Linked DNA regions of Mus musculus: all the other regions are linked to region 3. The links are chromatin loops, found by intact Hi-C in ENCODE. Cell type or tissue: heart. All regions are shown on one strand. Each heading gives the region's core, and the rest is flanking DNA. Links, peaks and the distances in the headings are about the cores only. Region 1 overlaps Dlgap5 (DLG associated protein 5). Region 2 holds the start of Mir378c (microRNA 378c). Region 3 holds the start of Samd4 (sterile alpha motif domain containing 4).

Region 1 (10,666 bases), core at 1,005-9,004, 510 kb before region 3:
CTGGGATTTGAACTCTGGACCTTTGGAAGAGCAGTCGGGTGCTCTTACCCACTGAGCCATCTCACCAGCCCCTTTGTTTTTTGTTTTTGTTTTTTTTTGAGACAGGATTTCTCTGTGTAGCCCTGAATGTCCTGGAACTCAACTCTGTAGACCAGGCTGGCCTCGAACAAAGAAATCTGCCTGCCTCTGCCTCCCAAGTGCTGGGATTAAAGGCATGTGCCACCACTGCCCGGCTCCCCTAATAGTTCTATGCTAGAGAAGTACACAACCTTTATATATTTTGTTTTCTTAATGTGACCTTACATATAGCAGTGTTATCTGGAATTCCTTTAATCTCAGTGTTCAGAAGGCAGAGGCAGGTGGATCATGAATTCAAGGCCAGCCTGCTCTACAGAGCAAGTTCCAGGACAGCTAGGGCTACACATAGGAACCCTTACTCAAAAATAGAAAAACAAAACAAGAAAAATATATATTTGTGTGTGTATGTATGTGTGTATGTGTATATGTGTGTGTGTGAGTGTGTATATTCTGAGTTATAATTATGTAAATCAGTATGAAAACAAATTTTGGCAAAGGTCCTTAGTCCCGTTTATTTGGAGAGGCTATTTATAAAAAGTTACCAGTACAAGGTCCTTGGATAACTTGACTGTGAGGTTGAAGTCTCATAAAGTACAAGGGGAGGGAATCATGCTCATTGTGGAGCCGTGGATGGCTGAGCACGGACACTGCTGACTGTTACTGCATCTTGAAGCAAGGTCCTCATGCTCAGTTGTTTGTTTTTTTTAAAAGCACAGCATTTATTTTATTTTTTTTAAGATTTATTTATTTGTTCTATGTATATAACTACGCTGTAGCTGTACTGATGGTTGTGAGCCTTCATGTGGTTGTTGGGAATTGAATTCAGGACCTCTGCTCGCTCCGGTCAATCCCGCTTGCTCTGGCCCAAAGATTTATTTATTATTATAAATAAGTACACTGTAGCTGTCTTCAGACACCCCAGAAGAGGGAGTCAGATCTCATTACAGATGGTTGTGAGTCACCATGTGGTTGCTGGGATTTGAACTCAGGACCTCCGGAAGAGCAGTCAGTGTTTTTACTTGCTGAGCCATCTTGTCACCCTCTTGTGCTCAGTATTTATGATTAAGTTTTTTTTGGGTAGTCATTTTTGTTTTGCTGTAAGAATTTGATTCTGCGAGCTCGAGGGTATTAGAGGTTAAGACTCAGTTGTCTGGCTTGCTATAAAGGCCCGTTTTCATTTCTTAACTTCTTTAGCTAAAGGTCTTATCCGTACAACGGTTGGTCAAACAAGACTCCTTATCAAGGAGAGATTCAGACAGTTTGAAGGACTGGTGGACAACTGCGAGTATAAACGGGGTGAAAAGGAGACGACCTGCACAGATCTGGATGGATTCTGGGATATGGTTAGTTTTCAGGTATGTGTCAGGTGTGCTGCCCACATCTGCTTCTGACATCGGTAAATGGGATGACAGTAGTTCAGCTACTTATGGTGTAAGGGGTGAGCTCTCAGGACACCCCATGTCAGCTTCACTGCCTTCTCCCCTATGCTGTCAGAGTCTGTGATAATGGTGTGTGTGAGGAGTGAGCCAGTGAAGTTAGGAATTCCTGTCCTATGCTGGGCATTGTAGTTAGAGATGACTGAAAGGCAGAGTCAAGCAGGGCGTGGTGGCACACATGGTGCCAAATCCCAGCTTGAGGCCAGCCTGGTCTACACTTGCAGACAGCCAGGGCCACACAGAGGAACATAGAATCTGACTCCGTCTTACAGCATCCATACTCAAGTGGGCCACGCAGTCACACACATATAACATATACACGTAAGATAAAATCAGTCTGGAAGGAAGGAAAACAGAGCAAGCAGTCAGTTGTGTGTGGCAGCATACACCTTTAGTCCCCTCACCCCGGGAAACTAAGTCTATAGAAGTTGCATTCAGAATTCAGAATTATTAACAATATTCAGGTGCTTTCTACTGTAGAGAAGGATATACATAGGTTACGTGCAAATGCCAGGGAATCTCATGCTCTCTGGTGTGTGTGTGAGTTGCTGAGGACCTGACTTGGGGCTTTCCCTGTGCCAGGCAGGCACTTGAACACACAATTTACAGTGACTTAAACAGCATCTGGGAGGTGGAGGCTGCAAGATTGGGAGTTCCAAGTATTTTCTTGGACAATATAGCAAGTTGTGGGTTTTCCTGGGTTCATGTGAGTCTCCTCTCTCTCTCCCTCTCCCTCTCCCTCCTCCAACTCCCGACACCACCACCACCACTCTACACATAAATCCCCATACACAGGCCTTTAAGTTTAATAACTAACCAGTTCTGGATCACCATTTTCTGTTTATTTGACATGGTCATTCATTTTAGAGTCCTAAAGTAGCAATTTTGACATAGCACTAATTGCACAAACTCGGGCTTTTATCACCAGGTCGATGATGTGAACCAGAAATTCAACAACCTGATCAAACTTGAGGCGTCAGGATGGAAAGACAGCAATAATCCAAGCAAAAAAGTCCTCCGGGTAGGTTTGTGCATCCCTAGCACAGATTCTGCTCTGGTTTGTTTCTAAGAATGTCGTTATTTACGTGGGTGGGTGCTTGTGCCGTGAGGGGCAGCAGGTGAGGGGCAGAGGGCAAGCTGGAGGCATTGGCTCTTCACTTCTGTTACAGAAACTCTGACGCTTCACAGACTGAATTCATATATTGCTTATTACATTCTGATTGCCGTGGGGGCAAGGGAGCAAGGATATACTCAACACAAAATGTAAGACGTGTCCTTCCAAAGAGAAGAAAGTCACAGATGAGTAGTAGACTTGGGGTACCTCGGTGACTTATGCTCCTAGACAGTGGGTGGATGTGCATGTGTTTGGTTTATTCTGAGAGTTGGACCCGTGTTGACATATGTTTGTGGCAGCCTTGTAATACCAGCTCTAGGGAGGCTGGGCAGGGTTCAAGACCAGCGTGGGCTACATAGCAAGTATCAGGACAGCAAGGACTATATAGCAAGACTCTGTTATACACAACCAGAACACACCTCCTATGTTTATGTATTTGCTTGTGATTGCAATAGCAGTAGATAATTTGTGTTTTGTTTATGCTAAACTCTAGATAGTCACATGTTAAGCTTTATAGCAGTCCAGTTGGTTGGGTGCTATAGTCACAGTTTATGATTGAAAATTCCAAAACTCCAAAGATGAAATCATTTGCCCAAGGCTTTCATTCCAGGGTTCCTCATTCCAGAGCCCATGCTCTTAGTGGGCAGATCATGCAAGCTTCTTGTGGGACAGACTGTGGAGTGAGAGACGTTATGTATTTCTTCACTGTGCTTATGAGGTTTTCTATTTTTCCTGTAAATCATGCTTTTTAATCTAATAAGAATCCACTTGGGTTCAAGAGCTGCTCTCTGTTGCACACACAGGGCGGCCTGCAGAGGCTGCGACTCCAGCTCACACAGGGCAGCCTGCAAAGGCTATGACTCCAGCTCTAGGGCCTTGATACTCTCTTCTGGACTCTGGGGACAGGACACCTGCACTCATGCACAGTCTCACACATAAACACCCATGTACACATAACTTAAAGAGCGTTCTGAAGTCCATCGTACACCTCAAATGGACGTTTATCAAACGGTCAGTCTCCTTCTGACACTTTATACTATGTTATGCAAACAAAGCTGCTCTGATTCTGTCTCAGTAAAATAAACTTTATTATTTCCTCTCAATGAGATCACAGTACAAAGATCTGAGAAGAATGGTCAGATCGTTGAACACACTTTACATCTTCTTTAATGGTAAAGGATGTTATTTATAAAAAATGGCTAGTATAATGATAATTGTTTTTTGGGATGGGTCTTACTAAATATCCCAGCCTGAATTCAAACATAGAATCTGTTGGGGTCCAGGAGTCACCCCATAAACCAGGCGAATATTGATCTCAGTTAAACAAGGATGGTTTATTGAACACATACCCTGAGACCGATCAACCAGGGCAACAGCTCAAAGCTGTGCACTGGACATTTCTCAGGGCCAGCTTATAGAGGCTGAAACCACAGTGAGTTCATGCGCAGGTGCTGAAGGGCTGCCCGGTGGTCAGCCCTGACTCAAGCCATTTTAAACATAACAGTTGATATTGATCTTTGATTTGATGGGTCCTTTGTGAAGCTTACAGCTGTGGGATCTAAGATTAGCAAGCCTTATAACATTCAGCACCATGACAGGTTCTGTGGGAAGCATGCCCCCCAGTCTGGGTCTGGTATTTTCTGTGTCAATGACTGGCAGGCAACAATATGAAATAGCTGGTGGGCATGGAACAAAATGGCTACAGCTATGCTGGGGGCGCAGGGACAGGCTTAGCAGAATCCTCCTGCCTCAGCTTCCAGGATGCTGGGATTACAGACTTGCTCCTGACATACTGTGGGTATTTCTTAATTGTGTGTTTAGCTCTCAAAGTAATTTATCAGTGTCTCTATCATATAAGAATTGTAATTCTGCCTGTGACCACCAGATGTCTCTCCTTCTACATTGTTTGGTTGTTTGGAGAGAACTTTATGAAACCTCATCCACCAGCCCCCATCCCCACCTCCTCCAACAAGGGCATACCTACTTCAGCAGGGCCACCTCTAATTCTGCCTTAACAGTTCTGACTGGGGACCAGCCATTCCCACGCATGAGCCTATGGGGGTCGTTTTCATCCACACCATCAGACGCCACAAGGTGGTGCTCAGTCGGTGGGATGATGTCCCCTTAATATCAGCTGGTCCTGAGCTGAAACAGGTGTGCATTCAAGCCATGGGGGACAACATAGTGAGACCCTGTCTCAGAATAAAAGTTAAAAGGGCTACGGACTTAACTTCAGTGGAAGAACGATTTCCTGGTATGCACAGGGAGGGCTCTGGGGTCAGTCCTCAGTACCACAGGAACAGGAGAAGGTGGTAATGAACATACCTTTAATTACTATTTCTCCTTGCAGAAAAAAATTGTGCCCGGTAGAACAAGCAAAGCAAAGCAGGATGACGACGGACGAGCGGCAGCTAGGAGTCGCCTTGCAGCCATAAAGAATGCAATGAAAGGCAGGCCACAGCAGGAAGTGCAGGCCCACGCAGCAGCTCCGGAGAACACAAAGGAAGTTGACAAAATAGTGTTTGATGCTGGGTTTTTCAGAATCGAGAGCCCAGTGAAGTCATTCTCAGGTTTGTAGCTTTGCTGAGACTGAAGAGCGGTGTTTGGGCCAACTGGGGGCTGGAGTGAATGGTGGAGAGTGACTTTCCCATGAAAGAGCCCACACGCTGATGGCTAGAAGTGGGTTCTGTGCTGGCAAGCCTGCGTGCACATCAAATATTGAGACGAGTGCGGGCTTGTGCCTGTTCTCCAAGTGATGCCATAGCTGTCTCTGCCATGCAGTGCCAGTCTGTCTGTGAGGTTCCGAGACAAGCTGGGCTAGGGGTACAATGCAGAGGAAGCAGACCTGAGCCATCACACTTCCCTCAGCCATGCCCTTCTGCACGGGGGTTGAGGGAGTCATCTGTGCTGCTGTGTTTGAGATCCTTGGGGGCAAACTCAGCTTGACATATGGTTAGCAAGCACTTGTCCCTCCAGACATAGCCTCCTTTTCTGAAATCCTCTCTTTTTAGACAAGGCTTGGCTAAGTTTCCCAGGCTGTCCTTGGACTCACACAGGCCTGTAGCTTGCTGTCTGAGCCTCTGGAGAGGATGTGGTGTCGGGCTTGTGCCACCAGCCCCCACTGCGCATCCCTGTATTCAACAGTCTCCTGTACGCTACCCACGTGAGGTCATTCTCTTACCTCCTGCTAGGACTGTGGTTCTGGCAGCAGCTGCTCAAGTGCCATGTTGGAGGAAGCCGAGTATCTCAGCAGTTTATCTGTAATGCTTTCTTGTTCCCCTGTTCCCATGACTAGCCTATGTTTCAGCGGTGTTTGGTAACCATCTACAGCAGGATACAGCTGATGTCTCAACTTACCAGGAAAGACTCTCTTTTGACTCGGGGTTTCTCTGTGTGGCCCTTGCTGGTCACTATATAGACCAGGCTGGCGTCAAACTCACAGAGATCTCTTACCTCTTCCTAAGTGCTGAGATAAAGGTGTGCGCCGCCACTCCTCTGAGTCAACGCTCTTGACCCAAGCACTTGTTGCCTGCGTTAGCTAGGGATAGCCCACTTGCTAATTTACATTATACCTTCTAAAACATTCTTCCTGTAGAGGTGCACCTCTTCGTCTTTCTTTCTAAGTTTTAGTTTGATTTTATGTACCTTTACCTACACTTTGTCCACACCACGTGTGTGCCTGATGCCTGTGGAAGTCAGAGGAGAATATCAGATCCCCGGGACCTGGAGTTAGAGCTGTCGTGAAATATCACTAGGTGCTGGGAACCAAACCTGGCTCCTCCGGGAGAACAGCCAGTGTCCTTAACAACTGAGCCTCTCGGCAGCCTTTTGCATCATAGGCATGGCATATGAAAGCTAAGCACGGGCTAACGTGACGATCCTCTTGTCCCACAAAGCCCCTGGTACTGGACAGTAACAGATGTTGACAAGAGCAGGCTCTGTGCCTCCTCTCTGAACAGAGACTGGCCGGAAAGACTTGCTATGGGGCTTGTTCTTCTTATTTCCAGTCCTGTCTTCTGAACGTCGTTCTCAAAGATTTGGAACACCTCTGTCTGCCAGCAAAGTTGTGCCTGAGGGCAGGGCTGCAGGGGACCTTCTGAGACAGAAGATGCCACTGAAGAAGCCGGACCCTCAGAGCAGCAAGAGCGAGCATGTTGATCGGACGTTTTCAGATGGTCTTGAAAGCAGGTATCTCTTTCATGTGTACTGTGAGTTTAGTGGTATTGACGTGAGCTATCGTTCCATATGGTTAAGCTGGTAAAGTATATATATCAGCCGTATGTTTCTAATTAAACTTCACATGTAACCCTGTAACATGTGGGCAAGGCTTCCTCTTTTCTAAGGAAACAGACTTCAGATTTCAGGTTGGAACCAACTCTAGTGTTGGTAATCATAGCCACTCAGGGGCTGAGGTGGAAGGATTATTTCGCCAGCAGTTTGGAGCCAGCTTTAGCAACACTGCCTGTCTTAAAGCACCAGGACTGAAGTTGGTAAGTGGTCCTGATGCAATTGGCAGAAGTGTACCGTGCAGTACAAGGGAGAGAAGCAGTGTGGTATCCTCTGGTGAGAGAAAGTGCCCAGTGTGTGCAGACAACCTAGACATCGCTTTAGGTCATTAGCTAGCCAACCCTTAGAGTAGCCCTGCCAGGGACGGGGAGAGAAACTTAAGTGGTATCTTAATGAAGTTTAGCTTGTAGTTGCTCAAACTGATCCATTCTCTACACAATTGCATCAGCATAACCTAAGCTGTCCTTCCGGTGGCTCATAGATAAGTGTGCAGCTCATCTGAGGGGGAAGAGGAACCTTAAACAAGTAGGAAATTGTAATCTGATGTCTGGAGAAGATGTTGGACTTGTTATTAACCTGAAGTTTGAAAAATGTTAGCCGGGCAATGGTGGCGCACGCCTTTAATCCCAGCACTATAATGTCTTTTTAAACTTTTGATATATGCCAAAAGCATTTTCATCCTTTAGGGCCTCAAAAATGCTTTTGGTATTATAAAAATCTGTTTTGTAAGATATCAATTTATTATCATACTTTGTATAATTTATTATTAGACTTTATATAATTTATAGTTTATTATCTATATTAAGAAGACCTGTAATAGCAGTTGAGTCATATTGTTACTGGGGCCAGCAAGATAGCTCAGTGGGTCACTTGTTTTGCAAGCCTGTGGCCTTCACACACACACACACACACACACAGCTTTTTTAATGTTCATTTGCAAACGTTTACCAGAAGGCATCTTAAAACAACTTTGAACCAGGCAGTGGTGGTGCATAACTTTAATCCCAGTACCTGGAAGACAAAAGCAGGTGAATCTCTGAGTTCGAGGCCAGCCTGGTCTACAAAGTGAGTTCCAGGACAGCCTGGGCTACACAGAGAGACCCTGACTGGGAAAAGAAAAAAAAAAAACAAAACCAACTTTACAATAAGTTGATGTTTAAGATTCACTTTTATTTATGTGTGTGCGCTACACGTGTGTGGGTCCATGCAGGGGCAGAGGAGGACTTCAGATTTCCTGGAGCCTGACTTACAAGCAATTGTAAGTTGACCAATATGGGAACCAAACTCTCGTCCTCTGTAAAAGCAAAAACTCATCTCTCTGGAAGAGAATATTTTTAAAACAAACGTGAAGAAGTAAAATTTCATTCTGTTTAGTTACTTTGAATGTGTAGATTCACGCATGGGTGCTGTGGCGTGTGTGGAAGCCAGAGGGCGGCTTTCAGCAATCAGTTCTCTCCTCCTAACATTCGAGTGAGTTCCAGGGCTGAGCTCAGATCAGGCTTGGTGGCAGCTCCTTTACCTAGGAGAGATTATGACAGATGCATTGTCTCAATTTGTTTTTTATTAACATACAAATTAAGTGGGTTTGTTTGTGTCATCTTCATGGTTTTGGTTTTTGGTGGTCCTGGGATTGAACACAGAGCCTTCACATTCTGGGCAAGCACTCTGCCAGCCCTGTACTGTGTTCTTCTTTTCAATCACATCTTCATTTATATTTGTTCTGCCTCTGTGTTTGTGGGCACACACATACTCAGATCTAGTGTCTACTTACATTTATGATTAGAATATATTTAATGATGCTATCAAGTAAACGTAGCCAACTTGCTGGCATGGTAGCTCATTTGTAGTTCCAGCACTTAGGAAGCTGAGGCAGGAACATTGAGAAGCCAACCTGTCACACAGAGCACAGCAAAGCTGCCTACACAATTACTGAGCCGCTTTGCTTCAGGACTTGGCCTCACCCTGGCCTGTTCTGGTTATGTGGCTCTGGATCTAGCTGAGATTCAACATTGCAGGTGGAACGGTATTAGACTGAGTGATTGGCAAAGGAAGGGGCCTGTGAGCTTCCAGGACAAAAGGACATCATCTGTGTGGCCATCATACAATAGCTGTCTAGTCTGTATGGATCAACGGCTCCTGGGTCAGGCTCTGTGTTCAGCCCCGTTATGCAAACTAGTGGTCTCCATGCAGGATGGACAGCACAGGTCGGATGATTGTGATGTTTCATGATTGCTGTATAATACCACTGCTTGTTTCAGGTGCCACGTAGAAGACACCCCCTGTCCTGGAGAGCAAGATTCAAGTGACATAGAGCATGTAAGTCCTATTGCAAGGTAGTGGTAGGTAGCCAAGGGTGTCATCTGTTTATGTCAGGCGCTTACTGGAGACACTACAGGCAGAGTCGTCCTCGTTTGCATGTCCCTCAGGTTGTTTGCAGCCATGTTCTCTTTGTATTCTTCAGGCCACATCAAAATGTCTGCAGAACCAGAGAATTAGAGAATCCACGATCTTTGGCCTCTTTAAAGTTCTTTAAGAGTTATTTTATTTATGTGTGTTTTGCCTGCATGTATATCTATGCACTATGTGCATAGTCTCCTGGAATTACAGAAGGTTGTGAACTGCTGTGTGGGTGCTGGGAAGAGCAGCCAGTGCTCTTAACCACTGAACCATCTCTTGCCCTGGCCTTTATTTTTTATAACCAAACGTAATGATAACAATAGCTATACTCATCTGTGTACTGGAACCTTTTTACCCCAGAGTCCTGGGTAACACCAGGTCCAGTTTGCTCTTGTAATTGACCTTCTCTTTCTGAAACTGTGTGCCAGTCTCTGAGCTGAGTGTGGCGCTTGCAGAAAAGGTTGTCTTCATTACTGTGTTGTTTATGATGTACAGGTGGCCTGAAGCCAGACAGTGAAGCTCGGGCTGTTCCTTAGACTCTCTGTTTTGTTTTTTTCCAGATAGGGTTTTCCTGAGTAGCTCTGGCTGTCCTGGAACTTGCTCTGTAGACCAAGCTGACCTCAAGCTCAGAGAGCTCTGCCTGCCTCTGCCCCCTGAGTGCTGTCTTGCATGCTTTATATATTTCTTACTATGTCAGCCTTCTGCTTTTCATATATTTAATAGCAGTAAAACTTTTTTCATTTGTTCCAATTACGAGTGATTGGAATCTATAATGCCCACTTTTTTTTTTTAACTTTTTTACTAGGTATTTTCTTCATTTACATTTCAAATGCTATCCCAAAAGTCCCCCATACCCTCCCCCCCAACACACTCCCCTTCTCACCTACTCCCACTTCTTGGCCTTGTAATGCCCACTTTATGGGTGATTGGAATCTATAATGAGCACATTATATAATGAGCACTACTTTTTGCCTCTAGGATGTAAATAAAATAAATGTCAAGATGGATTGTTTCTCTGTTGAAACGAATTTGCCTCTTCCTGCTGGTGATGCTAATACCAATCAAAAAGAAGCAATCTCAGCTGTGGAAGGAGCGAGCTCTGCAGTCACCTCCCAGGATTTGCTGATGAGCAACCCTGAGACAAATACCTCCTCACAGAGCAACACCTCACAAGAAGAAGCTGAGGCGTCGCAGTCAGGTTAGGTCTTCTCAGATACAATGAAGCCTGGAAAACAGTACAGATGTAGATGGTTGTTGTAGAATTCTGAGAACCAGGTTCTCATGATGAGGGTTAAGCTATTAGAAGCTCACTATAACTATCTCCTACAAACTAGTTTCAGAATACTTTGTTCTT
Region 2 (10,666 bases), core at 1,264-9,263, 74 kb before region 3:
CACTGACCACTCGTCCCCACATCAGGCACTGTTCTGGTCTGAGCCATCATCTCAACTGGCAACAGGAACAAGAGCTCACAGGTCTTCTATCTCCTTCACCGCAGTCTCCTCAGGACTGTATTCAGAGTGATCGTTCACAAAGTTCAACCAGCCTCTCCATTCCATCCCCCCCATCTCTGGTTACTCAACTTTCCTGTTGTCTTCTATGCCGTGTGCTGTTTAATATGGGCGCCCACTACCCACGTGTGGCTATTTAAGTTCCAGCTACTTAAGATGAAAAACCTCCGTTCCTCGGCCATGCTAACCTTGGCTACTTATATGTGGTTAATGAGCCTCTATGCTAGCCTGTCCTATCAGCATGGAAAGGTCTCCTGAAAGTGCTACAACTTACCACCTTCCCCCAACTGAACCAACAATGAGTAAATCACATGCCCGACAAGCCCTTCAACCAACCTGTTCTCCTTAGGCCCCAGCTTTTCATTTTAGGGAGCTCCTGAGATCCACCCCCCAATTTTCAAGCAAAAATTAGATTGTATGCCCTATGCTACATAAACTCAATTTTTATTTCAGTAGCCTTATTTACTGTGCAAATATTTACAAACTAATATCGATCTCTTCAATGCTGGCTTGGCTCTTATGCCTTTTCTGTGCCAAACACAAAAGAACATGTTTTAATAAAGATGATAACACATTAGGAAATGTCCAGGCTTCAGAGTTCTCCAGGCCTAAATCTATGCTGCCAATTATTAGCCTGGGGGCTATGTAATCTTTTAGAATTCTCAGTAGAAGCTTCTACTTAAAGTAAAAAAGTTTTCTTATAGTGATAATTAAATGAGTGTATATCTGTAAATCACTTAGCCATAGGTTATACATGGCTTCTGTCAGTGAGGCTGTTGGCAGTACATCAATTACACTGAAGAGTAATAAAAACAATAAACTTAAATATTACAGGAGGAGGCCGAAAGCACACTGGGAAGGAAGTTCAAATGTAATCTCTTGCCAGACAGGGCTAAATGAACATCTTCAGCTGCACTGTAATCTGTATGCCTTCAATATCGAACCTTGGAAAATAGTTTTAGAGTACCATGAATTCAAACGTTTCCATTCTGTCTACTATATAAAGCGTAGATTTTTCCACCCCTTTGGAAAATTTGTCTCAGGAATGGTGAACCCATACTTGGCAAGTTGAACAGGTTTCCACTCCTTAAATGCTAGAAGGGTGATTTTACTTTAAAAGTGAAATGTCTGTGGAATGAGGCTCAATGGGGAGGGTAGAGCTCACTGTGCCGGTCTTTTTGAAAACTCCCAAGGAACTGCAACAATAACAGGGCTGGAGGGCAGGGGATTGTAATCCAAACCACATGAATATTTGTCTGCACTGAACGTGTCTGAGTTCATCTCAATGGGAAAAGAAAATAGGCAACGCCTTCCACACTTTTGGAGAGGACATCTTTCCTTGCTTTCAATAGCTGAAGTTCAGGGTCAAATATATTTGTATATGACAACTTTTTGCTATGGCTTCTACATGCCCTGAGCCCGAGTCCTCAATGTGTGCAGCCTACACCAATAGCAGCAGCAGCTGGGACCAACTGCACCAGAACATCATCTCCTGCCCCAGGCTCTCACATATGCACAGTCCCCACAGTGGATCCCTGGTGCCCCAGTGTGGAAGTACAGTTCTGCCCTCTCTTTGAGGTTCATGTGCTCTATATGTGAGGCAGCTCCAGTAGTGACATCATTAGTCCTTCCTGTGGACAGACGGGTGTTGAAAACATCTTCAACTGCTTCTTACCTATACTGACGCATAATGGGTTCAGTCTATTTGACACAGACTTGACTTTCTGCTGTGCAAATGAATGGCATCACTTATAATGTTAATCAGATCCTAGGTAATGGGACCTTTGTAATCAGTCTCTGGTAACCAAAGGTAGGCTGCATGAAGAAAACGAATCTCACGATTACTTATTTTGTCTACCATACAGAATGGAGCCCAAGGGAAACTTGGCTCAAAATTATATGGTCTAATTTACTTGGCCTTTATAATGAGAATTACTTATTTATGATAAGAGATGGGGTAATATGAAGGACAGAGTAACCCAGTTAATTTAGGAAAGCTCCATTATCTTCTTTCAAAATCTCTTTTGATTTTATTATTATTATTAATGAAATACCACTGGTTATATGACAAAGAAAAAAGAAAGACACAGGGACCTTTCTGCAGGTGTCTTGCAAAACATAACATTTCTATGTTTTTTAAAGGGTGTGTGTGTGTGTGTGTGTGTGTGTGTGTGTGTGCGTGTGTGTGTGTGTGTGTGTGTGTGTGTGTGGGTGCTTTGCCTCTATACATGATTGTGCACCCTATGGGTGCCTGGTGCCCTCAAAGGCCAGAAGAGGGCATCATATCCCATGGGACTAGCATTACAGACTCTTGTGGGCCACTATGTGGGTGCTGGAAACCAGACCTGGATCTTCTGGAAGAGCAGCTTTAACCAGTGTTTTAACTATTGATCTATCTCCCCAGCTCCAAGACACAATATTCCTAACAGTCACAACTCAAGAATAGCCTCATTCTCTGGACTGCCAAATTCGAATGATTACATACATGTGAGGACTTGTGAGCAGGAATGCCTTTGATGCCTATTTATTTATTTATTTTTGGCATTTTTCTGAAAGATCCAAAACAAAATGAAAGTTCTTTTTAATACTCTGTTGCATCTCTAAGGTTGACAGTTAGCTATATTTTTGCAATTCAAATGTATTCCCCAGAAGAGTGTCATATTTATTTTTAGTGGGAGAAATAAAATTCGATATGCATAAATTTTACGTCTTGTGCTTTCTTAAAAACACGATTTAAAGTTTTTTCCAAAGAGGATTGTTATGCTCTTTTTAATTAAGATCGCATAAGGAGTCATTCATAAATCTATTAAAATATATATTTAAAAAGTTGAAGGCCAGGCAGTTTCAGAAAGGAGAAACTGTAACTCTCAAGTCTGGGCAGCCAGGGTAGGACAGCACAAGTTTGCTCATTGTCTCTTAAAGCCTCAGGTCTGACAGTTTATATAACTTCATAGACATTGTAAACAATTTTTAAAGCTGTACCAGAAAGAACTTTAAAATACTAAGTCTGCACTTGAGGGTCCTTAACCTTGGTATCCACTCCATAGACTGTCCCATAAGAAGCTCAGGTGGGCCTAAGGAGAAAAAGCAGTCTTTAAGGAGTAAAGTGCACAAGGACCCGAGTCTGACCCCTGAGGTAGAAACATGGTGGTGTGCTGGTAGCCCCGGCTTTGCAGAGATGTAGGCATGGTGGTGTGCTGGTAACCCCAGCTTTGCAGAGATGGAGGCATGGTGGTGTGCTGGTAACCCCAGCTTTGGGGAGGAAGACAGGAGATCACTGGTCAATCGGTCATCAGGCTGAATAATACTTTGTCTCAGAAACCAGTGTGGACAGCACCTGAGGAATGACACTCAAGGTTGATTTCCAGCCTCCCTGTACATGTTCACTGGCACACACACATGTATACATACATACGTGTAGTCACACACAGATTAACCTTTAGGTAACAGCTCAAGCAAACATGGCATCCACTGTGGTACACACAGCATGTTACCTTATTCTCACATGGAATGGTTCATTGACATTACAGTAGACACCATGGGCAACCTCAACTCTTGGCCATCTCTGCTCCTGCCTTGTTAAAAGTCATGTCATCTTGCCTGTCATCTTGCATTCCTGCAACGACACTCCACTCACACACTCAATTCCCAAACCGGATTGTACTCGTGAACACACTACAGTTTTATAAACTCAGGAGTCCACTGGAACCAAAGTTGAGTGTCATCACCCAGGCCCACTAAACAATTGGCCTGTGGTTGGCAGATAGATAGTAGGATGAGATTACAGACTTGAATGTAGTCTGCCCAGTCTGGCACCTCCAGTTATCAGTTGTGGGATGAATCCTGCTGAATTCCCCCCTCGTGACATGGCAATGAAAGATAATGCCCAGCTGGTAAAGCACTGAAGATCAAATAAAATAATTGATGCAGAGAAAGTAGCCAACTACCTGGCACCTAGTAGGTACCCAATAAACCTTACCCATTATGAATCAGCATCTAAGTTAAGACACTGCACAATTACAGCTATGGCATCCTTTCAACACCTGATGATACTCCTGTTTTAGAAGAGTTGTGTTCACAAGTCTGTGACAAAGTAGACGTCTTGGTCAGAATGACAAAGTTCCCTAACACAAAAGTTGTACTTCGCCTTAGCTTATGGCTGGCAATCAAATACACATCCCAGTAGTTAGCTCTCAAGTTTCCGGGTCACACAAGTGACCTTGCATTGATTGCTTCCCCACAGCTGCCACCAGGACATTTGTCTTGATGCCGCTTCCTGACTTCACCATGTCCCCAGTTCAGCGTAAAGCGGCCTCCGAAGCCTCCATTAAGACCCTCTTTTCTCCTACTCTTTGGTACAAAGGCTGGCTCCTGTTCTCTAGGCTGAAAGTGAAAAGAGACAGAAAGAAATAAACAAAATCCTGTGATTAATTCTCTTTCAAATCTAAAGGAAGTAGTTTTTCCACTCTTGTCTTAGCAGACAAGAAGTAATCAAATCTCTCTGACCTGCTTAACAAAACATTCTTTGATGGCACACACAGACTCGGCAGGGACTGAAGGTTTAAACATACCTGGGATGCTTGACCGCACATACTTCTCCAGCGGTCTTTTAACACCACAGAACTCCCAAGAGCACACTAATCCCTGCGGCCAGCCTAACTGGAAATTAAAGTGGTTAAGCACATGGTCAAAACATTTCCAGAATATTTTTGAATAGGTCACGAGAGCTGATAACAATGTACTGAGCGTTCACCTGCATAGATTTGAGCCGAGAAGACTCTCTAGCTTAAGTCTGGTATTTCCATAGTGGACAAGCATGTGCTAGCATCCTTCTCAGTGGCACTGGGACAGTTAAAAACACAGCCAGTTGAGGGCGTGAGGCTTACACTTTGTCAACAGTGCTGACATGGAATGTTCACTGTTTGTGTTGACTTCCACCAAGCACAAGTTTACTCGGGGAGTTCCACAAGTAGGGTAAGTGTTTCTGGAGTCTGACTTTCTGTATGCTCCCTTTTCTGTGGTTCCCTTTCATTCAGAGATGTCGAGAAGGCAGAATAAGTGAGCCAAAGAGAGCAAAGGGTACCTGGGGGTCACGGGGCAAGGGCTTGTTTGAGGATATGGGATCAGGCCTTAAGATGCTTCAGGGCCCTATGGATCAGAAAGGACTCTCCTTGGAGAGGCATTGCCAGGGTGACTGGAGGGTGAGGGCAGCAACACCTGCTCCCCCTTTAATCCCAGAGGGCTTGTTCTCACTAGCCAGGGTGCCCTTGTATTGCACTTCCTCCTGCAGGATGACTACCAGCCTCAGCAGAGTTTCATCTGCATTACCATGACCTTTGGCTCCACCCTTAGTGAGATGTCAGGAGGGAACTCAAGCCTAACCTGGGAAAGCAGACATACACTCTTAGAGAGAGACTCAGAATTAATATCTACCATTTGGGGAACTTAGAACTTGTTGACTTTTTGGTAAAATCTCAGAAGATTGATTGTCTACTGGGGAGGGGGACACACACACACATGTACACATATGCATGCACACACACGCACACGAACCATGTGCACACATACATGTACACACCCACGACCCCACATAGAAAACCAAAACAAAACTATACTGGACTTGGAGTCAGAAGCCTTGGGTTTGAGGACTGGGCTAGCCTCTCATTAGTTGGGTGTGTTAAACCCAACATGTAGTCTATCTGATCTGGAAGGTTTTCAAATATAAGTGGAGAAGAGCCAGTGCCTCGTAGGGCTGTTGTTATATGGATTCAATGCAAGAAACAAAACAAAACAAAACAAAACAAACAAAACAAAACAAAACAAAAACTCTGTAACACTGCTTTCAAAAAACTCATGAGTGTAGTTAAAAAAAAAAACAGAAAAGAAAGCATAAAAAGACTATCCTGTAGAAGGGATCCTGAGCCTGAGTGATGCAGGCCTGTAGCCTCAACTACTACAGAGACTGAAGCAAAAGGATTTCAAGTTAAAGGCTAGCCTGAGCTAGAGTGAGTTCAAATCTAGCCTAAGTAACTTAGAGAGACCCTAAATGGGGAGAGGGGACTGGGAGGGGGCAGCGTAGTGGTAGTGTTTGCCTAACAACACAAAGACTGGGTTTAATCCCAAGTACTGAAGGGGAAAAACAAAAAGAAGAAATCAGTATTGCATTAGATGTGTCTCAGTGGAGATACGGGTTGTGATCTATGAAACGGTAGCATAAAGACACAGGAGGATCTTGCTTATAGACCCGGTATCTTCTTGGAAACATTGGTGATGAAAGGGACACTGGTGATGGAGCCATTACTGGGTGACTATGGCATATCTGGCATTATTTTGAGAACTTTCCATGAATTGTCTCTTGTGTGCATGTGAAAAAAAAAGGTTCCTGGGAGACAGAGAGAGAACTGGCCTGCATGTGAAGGCCCTAAGACAGCCCCAGGTGTTAGCCCTGACCTTTTCCACCCTGTTTGAGACAGGGGCTCTCCTTTATTCACCACTGTGTCTCCCAGGCTACCTGGACCTGGAGGTTGCCGGGGTTCTCCTGTTTCCACCTTCCTCCTTGACACACGAACACCGGGATTAGATATACACTACTACACTAACCTTTACCTGGGTTCCAAGGGTTCAAAGACAGATTTTCATGGCCGCATAGCTAGAGCTTTACCAACAGAGCCCACAACCAAGCCCTACGCACACTGTCTGGTCCATCCTAAAGATAACTGTGAGTGAATAATGCCACAGAGCCCACAGGCAGGAAAGCAAGCAAAGGCTGGGATTCCCAGCCCTCATCAAGGGGGATTTCCTCAGCATGTACTTTCTTTTGAAGAGATCATTGTCTCAGATGATAAAAGTCTTAGGAAGTAAAAAAAAGGGGGGGGGGGAGGACCCTTTATTCACCAAGACTGAAAGAGTGCAGAGAGGCAGGGTGAGAGCAAGGGAAACACTAGAGGAGGAGAAGAAACCTGCAAGAATCCTATTGTGAGAGGAATTCTTTGTAGTGGAGACAAAAATGAAGTCACCTATGTGGAAGGGGGCAGTAGGCAGTTGAAAATGTAATTGTTGAGAAATTGGTGCAGACACGCCATGGCATTGTCCCCCACAGCCTGCCCCAAGGCACCAAGCACACTAATCAACCATGAGGTAAGACCTACTGCTGTGACAATGGAGGGCTAGAGTGAGGGCACATTGGTGAAGCTCCTGCAATCCCTGAAGCTCTGTGCTACCTCTAAGCATTCAGCACCATTCCTGTGAGCCAGTGACTGGAAGAAACAGCTAGGGCTCACTGTCACCACCGGACTGCTGATGAAAAACGAAAGTCTGCAAACAAGACTGCCAGCTTCTCCCTAGGTAAGCCAAAACCATCTACATGCAGGAAAGAGGCTCTTTCCATAGGGAACAGGCAACATCCGTGGGAGGGTCCCATACAGGACTGTCTGATAAAAGCACCAATGTTAACAAGGACCCCTGACATCCCAAACATAGGTAAGATACTTCACAGGCTAGCCACCAATCTCTATGGTTGCAAAAATGAAGTCACAAAACCAGAGTGCAGATGGAAATCCCCAGAACAAATACCAAGTTGTCAAGTGCTGGGGGTAGGTTGTAAGTTTCCAGGGAAAGAAAAAACAGTGGTGATATGTTTGGTTTGTTCCCCTGGAGGAGCAGTAACAGGAACGACCCTTCCCTGGCGTGGCTCCAGTATCACGTCTTCAGATATTGGACTGAAAACATGTTGCAAACAAAATCCCAAAGTTATATATATTTTCAGTCAAATACAAATATTTTGCTTCAATTCTTCAATTCATGTAGACTTTCTGGCCAGACACAGTCTGTTGAAAAGGAATTCTAAGGATCTAGTATTTTAAAGGGAAAGTCAATACCAGAATGTCAGATCTTTCAATGTCCTTCCTTGTTGAGAAGCCAGATAAAGAAGAATCAGGAACCAGCAGCAAGGGTGTGAGTATATGTGTGTTTCAACTATTGCTCATCACACACACACACACACACACACACACACACACACACACACACACACACACCCTACCCGCAGCTGTTGCTCAGGACATCTCATTGAGATAGGCAAGCAGCAGAGTGAGTGTGCTGGTTAGTTTGAAATCCCTGAGCAAAAGATACACACTCAATCAAAGCCGACTAACAACCAGCCATAAAGGGAGGTGTTGGCCACTGCTGCTTTATGTGGCCCAACTGATGGTGGCCATGAAGAGTGTCCCTACACAGGTAGCTGACCACCCTCCTAGACCTCATCTGGCCCTTTCACCCCTGACCTGAAACCTTCGTAGGTGATGTGTAAGATGCATTAAGGGGGGTAGAGGATGCAGATGAGAAACGCATGCTGAGGTGTCCTTCTGAGTTAACCTACATCATATTTCCCCCCATGATCAAGCCTGCAGATGGGAGTGGTAAAGCATAATCTCACATAATCTCATCAGCAGATTTACAACGAAGGCCATTTTTCAGTAACAGAGATGAAGAAACAAGAGGCAGGAGGTATTAACGTGCCGGGGTCTGTTAGCACTGAGGGGTAGGGGTCACAAATCTAACTGGCTGTGTCCTCGAGCTTAGTGAATCTGGAGCCTTCAGACCCACAATAAGACAAGAGAGAGGACTTCTGTGCCCTAAGGTGAAGAAACTTGAACATGGTCAGATTTTCTTTAGAAAGCACTAAGTTTCCCAAAGCCAAAACAACCTGATCGGCACAGGGAGGGATTTTTCTTCAACAACGTTTAAAAATTGAGCTGCCAAGTGTCTGCTCTCGTGGAACGGCCATGGATCCAGACAACAAAATGAACTTTTCAATTTCGAGCCTGGCTGGAAATTATTACAACTAGTTGCCATGATGATATAAATTAGTTTGGGGATTCTGCTATAACTCGCCGTGTGCTCTATCCTGAGACGGTAGAGAACACTGTAATAAATGACTGGCAATCGCTTACTCAGATTTGCTTGTTGCTCAAAGAATGATAATGTTTTGCTTACAGATGAGTCCGATTTTAAACCGAGAGCTGACAATTCATCACAACTTTTCCTTTCCTTTTATGTTTATTTGAAAAGAGAGAATATATTTAACGCTAAAAGTCTTCAACAACCCTCACTGCGTTGAGCTGCTCACAGAACGCCAATCTTCTAGGATTGTACTGCCTTTGTTCGAGGCAGAGATGTGAATACACCCAGGGATTTGTGGGATTGACAGGACCAACTCTGCTTGACAAATGGAGAAGATTCCATGCCCCACACGAACGGGAAACATCAGGTTAGTATGTTCTTCAGACCAGCTGCCGTGTGTGCTGTGGCTCTCTGGTAAAGTCCCACAAATCACGAGGACTCACAGTTGCCCAAAGCCTGTGGCATTCACCAAGTGGCTGGCTGAAGCAAAGACAAGACTTTGTTGTGCTCTGGGGGAGCAGAGTGAGGCCTCCATATGTTGTCATAATCTCTTTGCTACAAAAATAGCTTTGGGGATTGAGAAGGCTTCCAGGAAGGAAGGAAGAACAGGAGCCGGCCATTTGGCAAGTGCTTAATAAGGTGGAGGCTTTGGGCAATGACTGGTCCACGCTGGTGCCTGAGACCATCCTTAAATAACCGTGCAATCCATTACCACAGGGGTTGTGGGGTCTGAGTGTTGCTTATTGGTGGATAAGAAATCCTTAATAAAAACTGCAAGAATTCAAGAGGTCCTGAGTGGCACATGAAACAAAAGAGAAAGAAATCTTATCTGCTTGGGAGTCCCAAAGGGCCATTTAGGACTGGTTTAATGTAACTAGTGTCACAGAAGGGTCAGAGACACATCGCTGTGTCACTCAAAGTGCTATTTCCAGCCTGCTCCTTTCTCCGTGCCTGGAGAAGCAGGACAACTGGAAGGAGAGGCGTCCTTCTCTAAGGGAGGAAGTGGATGCTGCACTCTTTGGGACCTTGGGGCCTCTCTCTCCACTCCTCTGCACTGCCACCCCAGTGCTGATCCTCAGTATCTCTCTGGGTGACAGGAGGAGCCTGACCACCCCTCAACTCACAAGCTATGGCTCCCTTTCCACATTCTTTCTAGGCTTCAGGTATTCTGTGCGCCCTGGCTTCGTGCCAGCACTGGCAACGCCTGATAATCCCTATACCTCTTCCTGCCTCTTAAGTCCACAACTCAGCTCCCGTCCTTATCTCTGATCTATCAGTCCTCAGTCCCCTCGTGAGCTCATGTGGTCTTTCGTCATATAGATGGTTACAGACAAATAATTCTCAGATTTATTTACCTACCATGGTCACTCTCCCTTGAACTCCAGACTTGCATATCCAGCTGCCTAGTCAACATATGGCCTTGGCAATGTAACTACCATCCACGACAATATGCCCAGACTGCTTTTCTGAACTTCACCCCAGGCCCTTGGTCTCCGTTGATGAAATCTTCACCCCTCTAGTTGTCCAGGCTAAAGATCTGGGGAGTAATTCTTAACTGTTTCGCTCACACCCTGTATTCAGTCCTAGGAAAGTCTGATGCCTGCCTTCCAGGGAGATCCTATCCAGAACATGGCCATTTTCCACCGAA
Region 3 (10,666 bases), core at 796-8,795:
GATGTCAAACCGCTGGAAACGTTCCCACTGTATTTACTTTCTGTAGTGGTTGCTTTGACTATAAATACTAAAAGGTTACTAATAAACAATTTCTTAAAGTTTCCTAACAAAAGCCACACGCTGTGGAGCCCAATCCATGCCTGGTCTTCCCACAAGATCTCTTATCAATGCGGACAACGTCATGACCAGTAAGTGTAGCCACATCACAGCCATGCTGCAAATGTCATTTTAACAGTCTATAGCGTCACCTACATATTATTCGGAAGACAAACCTCTAAAACAGTGCTATCCGTGGGGGTTGAAGGAGAATGAATAATAAAATTGCATTTTCAGGTATTCTTACAGCCTGTCTGAGCTCAGTGACTGAAGGGGCAGTCCTGAGCTTCCTGGTGTATTGCTGAAAGCCAGCGAGCCACGTTACCCGAAAGGGGGGGGGGGGGTGGCAGAAAATCCAGACTCTACGTGACCTGACTTACTTATTTCCAAGGAAAGCGCAGGAGAGAAAAATCAATCATTCATGCTACCGTAGCTACAACACGGAATGGACTAAGGAGTTCACAATGGTCAAAGCCCCAAAGCGGACAGGGGAAGTGAAGAAGGGTCGGGTCCGACGCAGATGCTCAGAGCCCCGGGGCCAGTGAGGACCAGGTCCCCGCGGGTGGAGGCCGGGGGGGGGGGGGCGGGGGCGGAGCCCGGGCTGGAGGCGGGGAGACTGGATTCCCGGGGAGCCGCGGGATCCACGGCCGCGCACTTACCCGGGCTGTTGGCCTCTCCTTCCAGGACGTGCAGCTCGGCGCAGTCGGCCAGCGAGTGCTCCAGGCAGAGCTGAAGGAAGCGGGCCTGGGTCTGGCTTACGCGCTTGAGCAGCGACAGCAGTGCAACAGTCTGCTCGCACTCGTTCCAGCCCTTAAACCAGCCCGCCAGCACCCCGACCTGGTCGCGAAACATCATGGTTAGGGGGCCGCCCTCCGTCTACGAAGCCCCTTGGCGCTCCTGCCCGCCCCAAAGTTTGGCGGAGCCGCAGCCCCGTGGCCTCCCGAGACACGTTCTGGTTCCAAGGTCTCCGGTGCCCGGGCGCTGCAGGTACTGACTCTGCTCCTGCCTTGCTCTCCTCTCTCTATCGGTTCAGTTACGTTCTGGTGGTTCTGGTTGATTCTCCAGAGACGATGACAGACAGTAGCGCGGAGATATTTTAAAAAAAAAAAATAGCGATTAAAAATGTAAATCCCTCGCAAGGCACAAAACTGAATGAAGATCGCTCCTTCCCCTTTTCTCGTAGCTTCAGGATGGTGATTTCCGGCGTCCTGGGGTCTCCTCCCCGCTGGGCGGCAGCTCGGACCCTTCACACCCGCATTCCCAAGCGGCAATCACTACTGAAAGGACAGAAAAAGCTGCAGTGAGACCTCGGCACGCGGACTGGAGCGTCTAGGGGGATCCGGGAGTGAGAGGGAGCTCGGTAGGGGGTGTGTGGAAGCCAAGGCTGGGGGAAGGGGTGTCCCGCGAAGGGAAGTCCCCTAAATTCCAGCCGGCCTCTCCACACTCGGATGCGCGAGCTGAGCTATTGCACACTTCCTTCCCAGGTGCGGGAGGAGACCCCGCGGCTTCCTGTTGCTGCGGCTGTGACCCGCAAGTGCTCCCTGCACACCCCACCCGGAGTGGCCTCTGGGGCTGTGTCTGCGAACGCCAGCACCAGCAACAGATCCTCCCCGCGCTGAAAACTTGCAATGCGGCTGTGAAGGGGCGCGGGGGTGGGGTGGGGGCTAATGCAAAGCAGAGGCGGTGTCAGAGGCAACCAGGGTTCCAGCCTCCTCCTCCTCCTCCTCCTCCTCCTCCTCCTCCTCCTCCTCCTCCTCCTCCTCCTCCCCCTCCTCCTCCTCCTCCCTCCTCCTCCTATTCCTTCCCTCCTATTCCTTCCCTCCCTCCTCCCTCCTCCTCCTCCTCCCGGAGAAGCAGCCGTACGGCTGCAGCTCCATCTACAGCAACAGCCAGCATCTCCGCCGCCAGGCTCCCCTCTGGATTTAGGCCGTGAGCAGCCGCAGCGACAGCTCGAGACAAAAATAAACTCTCCCTATCCAAAGCTCGGCGCGGCTCAGTCAGAGCCCTCACTCCCCAGCGCCGCGCCAGCCCACCCGGGAGGTTTCCCTGGGCCTGCTTGACCCACGACCATCAGATGTGTGTGCGCGCGCGTGTGATTTAGGCATCCTGCCCCCGGTCCCCGCCGCCGCCTGCGGGCCGGAGTGTCCTCGCCCTCCGGTCCCAGGCCCAAGGCGATGCGGTTGGGGGCGCACGCCTTACGCAGGGACCGCGGGAGCCCGTATCACGGCTTTCCCAGGCGGCAGGGCGGACCCCGAGGGAAATGCAGATTCCTCCCTTCCGCACACGCCCCCCAAGGACCTCAAAGAAGAAAAGTTAGGTTTAGGGGCTCTATCGTCCCATCTCAGCTCCCGTGGCGAGGCGAGCAGAGACTAAGCGCCGGACCCTCTGGGGGCCGCTCGCTTCCAGCATCTGACACCCAGAACTTCTGGGTAGAAGAGCGAAGCCCCCGGGAAAGGGTCGGAGGAACCACTGGGTGCCTCGCCCGGGACAGCAGAAGGGACGCTCACCTCCACGCAGCTCATCCCTGCGGCTCGGGGCCCTGCGCGCGGGTCCGGGGCCGTAGCAGCAATCAGTGGGGTTGGGGGCGCTCGGAGCGCGGGCTGCGGGCCATGCCGTCGGGGCTGGCGGCGCGCGGAGAGGGCAGCGCTGCGGGTTCGGGGCGCTATCGCTGCCGCCACTGCTGCCTCCAGTGTCGGCTCGCGAAGGACTGAGCCGCCCGGAGCTCCCCACATGCTACTGATTAACATACACCATTACATCATGGGCTTGGCAGGGAGCGCCCGAGCGGGGGGAGAGGAACCCGGGCGGCGGCGGCGGCACGCGGGGGAGTCGGGGGAGGGGGGGAGGATCCCCGGGCCCGGCGGGCGGCGGGTTGGGGGGAGGGACGGATTCCTAAGCCCGGGCCATAGAGGAGGAGGGAGCCAAGTGGGAGGAGCGGAAGAGCGCAGATTGGAAGATCTGCGTAGAGAAACACAGAAGTTTGGGGAAGGGGAGGGGTCCGGGTGAATTCCTCTCGGCTGCCACCCGCGTGTTCTACAACGGCCAGGGCACCGGAGCCTCCGGAGCTGGGACAGGAGTGAATCCCAACGGAGCTGGACTGGAGCGAGAACGGTGCTGCCACCCGCCGCTCGCCCTTGGGAATGTGGCTCCCCAGGTCCAGTGACCCTTTGGCCTGGGACCTGTGGGTGGCTGACTGGTCCCGTGGGTGACTGACTGGTGTAGACCGTAAACACCCGGAGTCACTGTCTCTGGGGGCTTGGACGGATTCCTGGGGTCTGGGACGCATGAAGTAGCAGAGGGCGGCGAAGGGCACAACGCGCAGGGCTAGATGTGTCTGGCCGCGGTGCTCCACGAGGCCCTTGTCTAGGAGAAGCAAGCAGAGCCTGGTCGATCACCCTCAGCCCAAGTCCGGCGCTGGATGCCCTTTATTTTTGCAGTCCTCCATACCCGCCTCAGGCCTCGCTTTCCCGAGAGGAGGAGGCGGACTTCGGGAGCCTGATCTCAAGCTATGCTTGGCGCGCGGCTGTGGCTTGTGGCCTGGAGCTGTGGCCCCAGGCGCCCTGGGCGACGGGGAGGCGTGGCGAGACCACCTGTCAGCACCACGGAGTTTGGGGGACGCGGCTTTCACCTGTGCCTGCAGAGGGCGGGGCCAGAGGCTGGGCCGGGATTTGTCGCTGGAAGCTCTAGGTCGCCTACTATAAAATGCTTGCATGGGTCAATTACCCAAAAGAAGGGTTGACTAAAAATACCCTAAAGCCTAGACATTTCTGCATCTTCTAATGCGAACGGTCACAAAGGGACTGGCCAAAATCCAGCCTGTTTCAGAAGAAACACCGAGCCTTCGAATTTGTTTTCCAGAGACTTGGGAGCATTTATAAACGAGAGCTGGAAAAGCAAACGTGGGTCTGCCCTGCTCTAGCTAGCACAGTTTTAAAGGTAAAGTGTCCAAGGCCTTATTCCTCCACCTTTCAGCTCCCACACTAGCATCTGGATTTCCAATCCTTTCTTCTACCCTGCTCCTCGGATTTCATGTCTGTCTCGTGTAGGTCCTGTCAGTGTGACAACACCTCCCATCTCTTAGGGTAGTGAAAGGGCTTGTGGGGAGGCACAATGTTTTGCCAATGTTTCCATCACAACCGAGTGTGTGAAGTTTTTAAAGTTCATTATTAACCACCTAGGGGAGGTATCCGCATAACTTGATGAATAGTTTGCTCTATTTAGGAAACACTAGTCCCGGAGTCAGTGTTTGACTTTTGATTTTTTTTTAAATTATTATTATCAAAGAAGCAGGACAGCTTTATAGAGTCCCCGCCCCCCCCCAACCCCCAGCTATTCCTTGGTAGTACTTCTGCCAGGAAATGGGGAAGACACTGAGAGATGGGACCACGCGGTGCTAACTCAGCCAAGGTTTTTAGACGTACCCCAATGGACTGTTGTTGTTATTGATAAAGAAAACCAAAGATACACCAATAACGTAATTATTGTCTTCTGCTACTTAAAACAGGGCTAGTAAGGCAGAGGGCCCAGGCAGACGGGAGTAAAGTTGCAAGCAAGGCGACGAAAGAAGATAGTGCCACCTACGGGAGAAGCGTGGTTCTGACGGCAGCCTTTGACCTAGGGACCAGTGTCATACTTAGTTCATCTTTGAAGTCTTGCTGTTCAGCATGATTTTGCATTTTTTGCTTCTCTTGGTGTTTGCTTAGCAAATAATATCCCTGGAAAACAACTAAAATGTTCAGGTGTTTGAACGATGATTGATTCCAAAAGGGTCAGCTCCATACTTACAAGGGCAGAAGAGGATTTCTGACTATTGTTTTATTATAGTAGGTATCCCCGAAGAGCCTACGTTTATGTCATTTCGATGACGCTTCTAGAAGAAGTAAGATAAATTACCAGACAGCCCAGTAAGTAAAGCACCTTTTGCAAGCTTGAGAGACAGTGTGACTCCACAGTGCCCACGTCTACTTCCAGAAGCCTCCCGGAAGCCCGCCTAGCCAAGACAGTGTGCTGCAAAGTTAGAGAAAGACTGTCTTTAAAAATAGGGTGAGAAAAACATAAGACACACAACGTGGGGGTGGGGGGGTGGGGGAGTACCCACATCAGATAAATTTATAGAAGCATTAGAGCTGTCTATTTCATGAATTGGAAAACATTTGCAAATCTCTGCATAAATTATATGGTCACTTTTCACCCAACCATTCAATGAGTATGTATGGGACACTTATTCTGTGCTGGGTCCTCAAGAAGGAATGCTAAAGACAGATGGCAATCTTCATCCAACATGGAAGCTTATATGACAGAGGAGTATTTACCATATAAAGAATTATATGAACGAAATCTACATTCCTCAACGTTTGTAATTATTTAATATATTAAGAAAATATAAATATTCAATATTCATTGTATATGGCATATAAAAATGTGTGATATTACCGTAAGGTGTGATTTCTTCCCTAACAAGGTAGGGCTTCTGAGGATGGTTGTCTTGTTTCTCTCTTTTCTACAATAAGCTTAGAAATGAAAACACAACATGCTGCATGCGCTCACGACTGCCGTCCCCAAGTTAGATGTCCTTAAGACTTGCAGTGATGATGTTCATGTAGAGCGCTGTCCCACAGCCTGAAGGCCCTGCACTGGATTCCTAGCACCACAGAGGAGAAGGGAGCACTGCACTGTAAACCTTAGGTCTGCCCCTCCCAGCAACAGATGCTGAGCCCCTTGGGCTTCTTCCTACCGTCTCTTCCTACGGTCAGGACCCAGGCTCCCCCCCTCAGCTCTTAGCTTCCTTGACAGTCCAGACAACATTTACATTTCAGATTCTTCAGGTTGGCATATAAAGACTAGGTTTTGAGCATTTTCTGCCTCTTTGGGCTCCTTTTCAATAGATCTACTAATTCATTCAACAAGAAGCACTTATCAAATATAGAGCATTATGCTGGTCACAGAGGGATTGGAAGGTAGGAGAAGCAGTGATCTTTTGACTCTCTAACTGAAAGCCCGAAGTGTATTTGTGATATACATGTACAGATGCATACACACACACACTAAACACACACTCACGCATATGCAGTATCAAGTGGGTCATGTTGAGGCAAGATTCAGAGTTGAGAAAGCCCAAAAGAGGCAGGCCTTCTGACAGGAAATGAAGAAAGCCACCATGGTTCTGTTACCTTCTGAGTCTGAGCTAGTGTTAATGGAATGAATTGCTTTAGCCGAGATGGACAAAATTTTAAACATAGCTGACAGCCAGTAAGACGTGGATGTATAGATATTGTTTGTATCCATATGGTTTCTGGAGAAGTCCATGTTTGTGTGTTTTAAGTCCACATTCATTTTGGCAGTAGGTAAGACAAGGCGAGCAAAGGCCCTCCTCCATCTTGCAACTGAGTGTCAGCAGCAAGCCATCCCATGGTCTCTAAGTTAGGAATATCCCTTTCTGGATGACCTGGTAATACAATTTTTAGAACTCTTCTAAAGTAAAAGCACTATTAGTGTAAGACAAACAGTATTAAAGTATAAGATAGACAAAAAAATGTTTATTTCAGCATCATTTGAAATAGCAAGAACAGAATAGAATCATGGGTCAGTAAACCTTCAAATGTCTACCTCAGTGCACATGTTTTTGAAAGTAAATTATATTTGAGAACAGTGCTTCCAAATGCAACAGATTAATGGACACCTCGAGGTGCATATAAGTAAATTAACATGTGAACAAATATAGCCAGAGTATCAAGGGTAGGATGGGTACTGAGTGTTTGCCAGCTAATGTTCCAACTTTTCAACATTTAGAAATCCTTACAGTAAGAGATTCAATAGGAATAGGCCAATGCTATACAATGGCCTGGAAATTTTATGCTCCAAAATCTATCTTACAGTTCTATTTTTGTGATTAAGAAAGTCAGCTCTAATGGGTAAGGAGGTTGAACATTTTTAAAGAAACGGTTCTTCTATTTGTGTCAGGAAAATTCAAAAGCACTCTGAGATTCCTTCTCACTCCAGCAGAATGGCTGTGATCAGGGAAGCAACTGACAAGTGCTGGCTGGAAAGGCTGCAGAGTGTGAGGATGTATCCACTGCTGGTAGGGTATTAACTAGTGCAGCGACTATGGAAATCAGACTGGGGGGGGGCAGGTCCTTCAAAGTGGGTAAGAGGTAACTAGTGTGTGACCCAGCTTCCCTACTCCTGAGCTTCTCCCAAAATACTGTATCTGCCACTGAGATACCCACACACCCATGTGTTCTGCTGTTCTGTTCACAATAGCATGGGAATGGAGCCAGCCTAGCTGTCCCTCAATGATGACTGGGTAAGGAGAGCATGACATATACGCACAAGGGAATGTTACTCAGTTGTCAAGAAAACTGAAGCGATGAAATTTACAGAAATAAGTGTTGTAACTGAAAAGGATCATATTGAGTAAGGTGAGCTAGTCTCAGAAAGATACAAATGTCATTTGTACCATGGAAGTGTAAAGGAATTAGGGATGGAGGGGGAGCCCAAGGGAGATAGGAGGGCCAAGAAGAGGAGAAGAAAAGGAACAACCAAGACATATTCTTGAAAACTGCTATAATGAGATTCATTTTTCTGTAAGCCCTAAGTCATTTCCCAACCTGAGCCCCAGCTTTATTGGTAATAACCCAGCCTCAGTGCCATTATGACTAATAAATTCCTCAGTACATCTACATTGCTTACAATGATGCCTAGAAAATACTGTCATTAATTAAGATTGCTTGAAAGAAGGTGAATGGAGTTAAGAGGAGCTAACAAATTTGTCTTTCTCCATCAGAAATATGTGTGCATTAGTGTATATGTGTGCGATAGTGGGTATATGTGCAATGGTGATATATGTGTGATTATGGATATGTGTGCAATGGTGGATATGTGTGCAACAGTGGATATGTGTGCAATGGTGGATATGTGTGCAACAGTGGATATGTGTGTGATTGTGGATATGTGTGCAATGGTGGATTATGTGTGCAATGGTGGATATGTGTGCAATGGTGGATATGTGTGCAATGGTGGATATGTGTGCAATGGTGGATATGTATGGAATGGAGAGAAGAGCACAATACAGAGCACAGTGGGTGTGTGTGTTTGTTTTAATGTTGAATGCAACTGAAGAAAAACCAGACAACTCCAGAAACAGGGACAGGCTCCAAGATAGCTGACCTAGAAGAATAGTAAATTAAAAGAGACAAAAGGCACATAGCAACCATAGGCAGAGTGTACTTTTTTATTGCATTCAGATTTGCAAAAATAGCTAAAGAAGACATTTGGGGGACAGGTGGGAAACTGAGCACAGGCCGAAAACTAGCTTGTATTGACTTTGTTCTTGGTTTCGTTAAATGTACCAATGCCCCTGTGGCTCTAGAGAACATCTCCATTAAGGGATGTTCATGCTGAGGTGAGGTTGAGAGAGCATGGTGTTTGTCTCAAGAAATAAATATGGAAGTAATTGAGAAAAGACACCTACATCAACCTCAAGACTACTCATATAGGTACACCAACAAATGCACACACCAGCTCACTAATGAGTACCCATACTACTCTTGGAAAGTATTATTAAAGAGCAGAGGAGATGGCTCAGTGGACAAAGTAAGGCCTGAGTTCAGATCCCTAGCACCACGTTGAGAAGCTGGGTGCAAGCATGTTTGTTTGTAATTCCAGCCCAGAGAGGCAAAAGCAGGAGGATCTCAGGGAGTCTCCCTGGTCAGCCAGCCTCTGCCAATTGTGAGCTTTAGGGTCAAAGAGAGACTCTGGGCAGGAAAATAAGGGGAAATGCACATAAGGGGACCCCAACATTGATCTCTGGCCTCCACACACGTTCATACATAGGCATATACCACATACAGTACTGTAGAAGCATAGGCAGGCAGACCTCTGTGAGTCTGAGGCCAGAAAGTCTATATAGCAAGCTCCAATCCAGTTAGACCTCTGTAGTGAAATCATCTCAAAAAAGAAAAGAACTGTTGTGTGCATGTGTATGTGTAGAAATAATAATGTGAGCTAGGAATGTCGCTGGGATGGAAGAGAGCTCCCCTAGCATCCACAAGGCTGTGGGTTCAATTCTCAGCACCACATAAGCCAGATAGGGTGGTATATGATTTTAACTGCAGCACTTGGAAAGTAAAGGCAGGAAATCTTCAACTACATAGCAAATTTGTAAGTTCTTCTGCACTCCACCTGTATGAACCCGAACACACCAGACATCTCATATAAGTGGAATGGAACAATATTTGTCTTCTATGGCTGGTTTAGCATAGTGCCCCGAGTTGGAACACACATCAGCCCCTCAGTCCTTCCTCTCTGCTGTCTCCAGCCCCTGGCTCGGAGAGTTGAAGAGAGCAGGCAGTCAGCGTGCGAGGCTGCACATCCCATGAAGAAAGCACTGAGCATCTTCCCTGGAATAGAGTCAGATGAGAAAGCTTGACTCTGTTTTCCCGTCAAAGACTTAAATACACTGTCTTTTTTTTGACAGATTTGTAAACAATATAATTCAAGCCAATTAACTGATAATGCTAACCAAATTCAGGAAAATACAAGCAAATGAGGCTCAGTCTCCAAGACAAATGCAGATAGATTCACACTTCTTAAAAATAAACAAATGTGTGAAGCATTAATTATAATTTTTACAGCGGAACATCTCATAATGTGTCATAAACTATTGGATAGATGCAGTCAGAAGGTTAACTGTAAGCACTGCGAATCCTGTTCGCAGGATCTATATGGGTCAGGATCTAAGAAGTGGGAAAAGGCCCGTCCTTAGATTGGCACCAAGGAAAGAGGTAGACATAGCTCCTACTGGAGGTCATCAATTCCTTCTGCCCCAGAGCGAGTGGTGGTGCACAGGCCTGGTGGTGCACACCTGTAATCCAGCCAGGGACTTGCTCTATAGCCATATGATTTTCTATATAGCAAGAACAAGTCTCAAGAAAAAAAAATAACAGGAAAAGAATTTCCTGACTCTTTTCCACCTGAACGTATAAGTGAAATATGCTCATAGTTTTAAGTAGTTGACCTCCAAAACAGAAGAACAAACCTAAAGCTATGATTTTAGACCCTAAGATTCCGAGTACACGGTCATCTCTGCATGACAGGAACGGTCCATACTTTCTCCCAGGCAGGCCCCACCGTTGCCCAGGCTTCATTAGATTTAATGATGACCGATCCTTCCTATAGATGTCTGTTGGTATAAAAGACAATGTGATGCAACCAACTTCCCAGGAGGAAAGGTTTGCTGGGTTCACAGTTTCAGGGAACTCCACCCATGACTGAGCTGCTCCATTCCATGGCTTTGGGACCACAGTGAAGCACAAAACAGAATAGAAACAGTTCTTCTCTTGGCCAGGAAGTGAAAGAACCAGGCCTGAGCCCTCCTGTCCTATCAAGAGCCCTACTGTCCTTCAAATGACCTGAAGACTTCTCGTTGGGGCTCACCATTTTTGCTTTTCTTTTTAAATATATTTTTTAAATCCACTCTTGCCCAGTTTGTGTCTGTATATGATATATGTGCAGGAATGTGTGTGTGCACAGGTACATGTTGAGCTCTGATGCAGACATCAGGAGCTTTCCT

What was found. A loop is a pair of places that touch in the nucleus more often than their neighbours do. Peaks named below come from ENCODE experiments on the same cell type or tissue, not always from the same donor. Only the 100,000 strongest peaks of a DNase experiment are listed, where the experiment ranks them.
Region 1: it touches region 3 in a loop (2.7-fold over the local background); 4 of 42 quality-filtered maps call a loop at or near these places.
Region 2: it touches region 3 in a loop (4-fold over the local background); 9 of 42 quality-filtered maps call a loop at or near these places.

The regions. Positions count from the first base shown.
Region 1 is chr14:47,390,287-47,400,952 of GRCm38, reverse strand. Dlgap5 (DLG associated protein 5) reads left to right here. Exons shown (of 19, transcript NM_144553.2): 12 at 1,273-1,433; 13 at 2,443-2,535; 14 at 4,979-5,198; 15 at 6,636-6,816; 16 at 9,174-9,231; 17 at 10,291-10,510. Among named protein-coding and RNA genes, the nearest start is that of Lgals3, 22 kb to the right of the region's middle. In heart, for the core only: a CTCF peak has its summit at 4,501 (motif pointing right); a DNase peak (open chromatin) is centred at 4,642.
Region 2 is chr14:46,949,990-46,960,655 of GRCm38, reverse strand. All of the region lies in intron 2 of Samd4 (sterile alpha motif domain containing 4), which reads right to left. Gm52120 (a long non-coding RNA gene) reads right to left here. Exons shown (of 2, transcript XR_003951144.1): 2 at 2,485-10,666. Mir378c (microRNA 378c) reads left to right here and starts at 5,728; the gene lies at 5,728-5,826. In heart, for the core only: a CTCF peak has its summit at 4,983 (motif pointing right); no DNase peak of the experiment used is centred there; H3K27ac peaks cover 2,624 bases.
Region 3 is chr14:46,875,106-46,885,771 of GRCm38, reverse strand. It overlaps Samd4 (sterile alpha motif domain containing 4), which reads right to left and starts at 2,807. Exons shown (of 13, transcript NM_001037221.2): 1 at 2,604-2,807; 2 at 756-1,373. The coding sequence starts at 951. Gm34934 (a long non-coding RNA gene) reads left to right here and starts at 2,973. Exons shown (of 2, transcript XR_383407.3): 1 at 2,973-4,032; 2 at 4,601-6,812. In heart, for the core only: CTCF peaks have their summits at 2,024, 3,217 and 4,681 (motif pointing left); DNase peaks (open chromatin) are centred at 1,711, 2,091, 3,121 and 4,561; H3K4me3 peaks cover 4,090 bases; H3K27ac peaks cover 3,369 bases.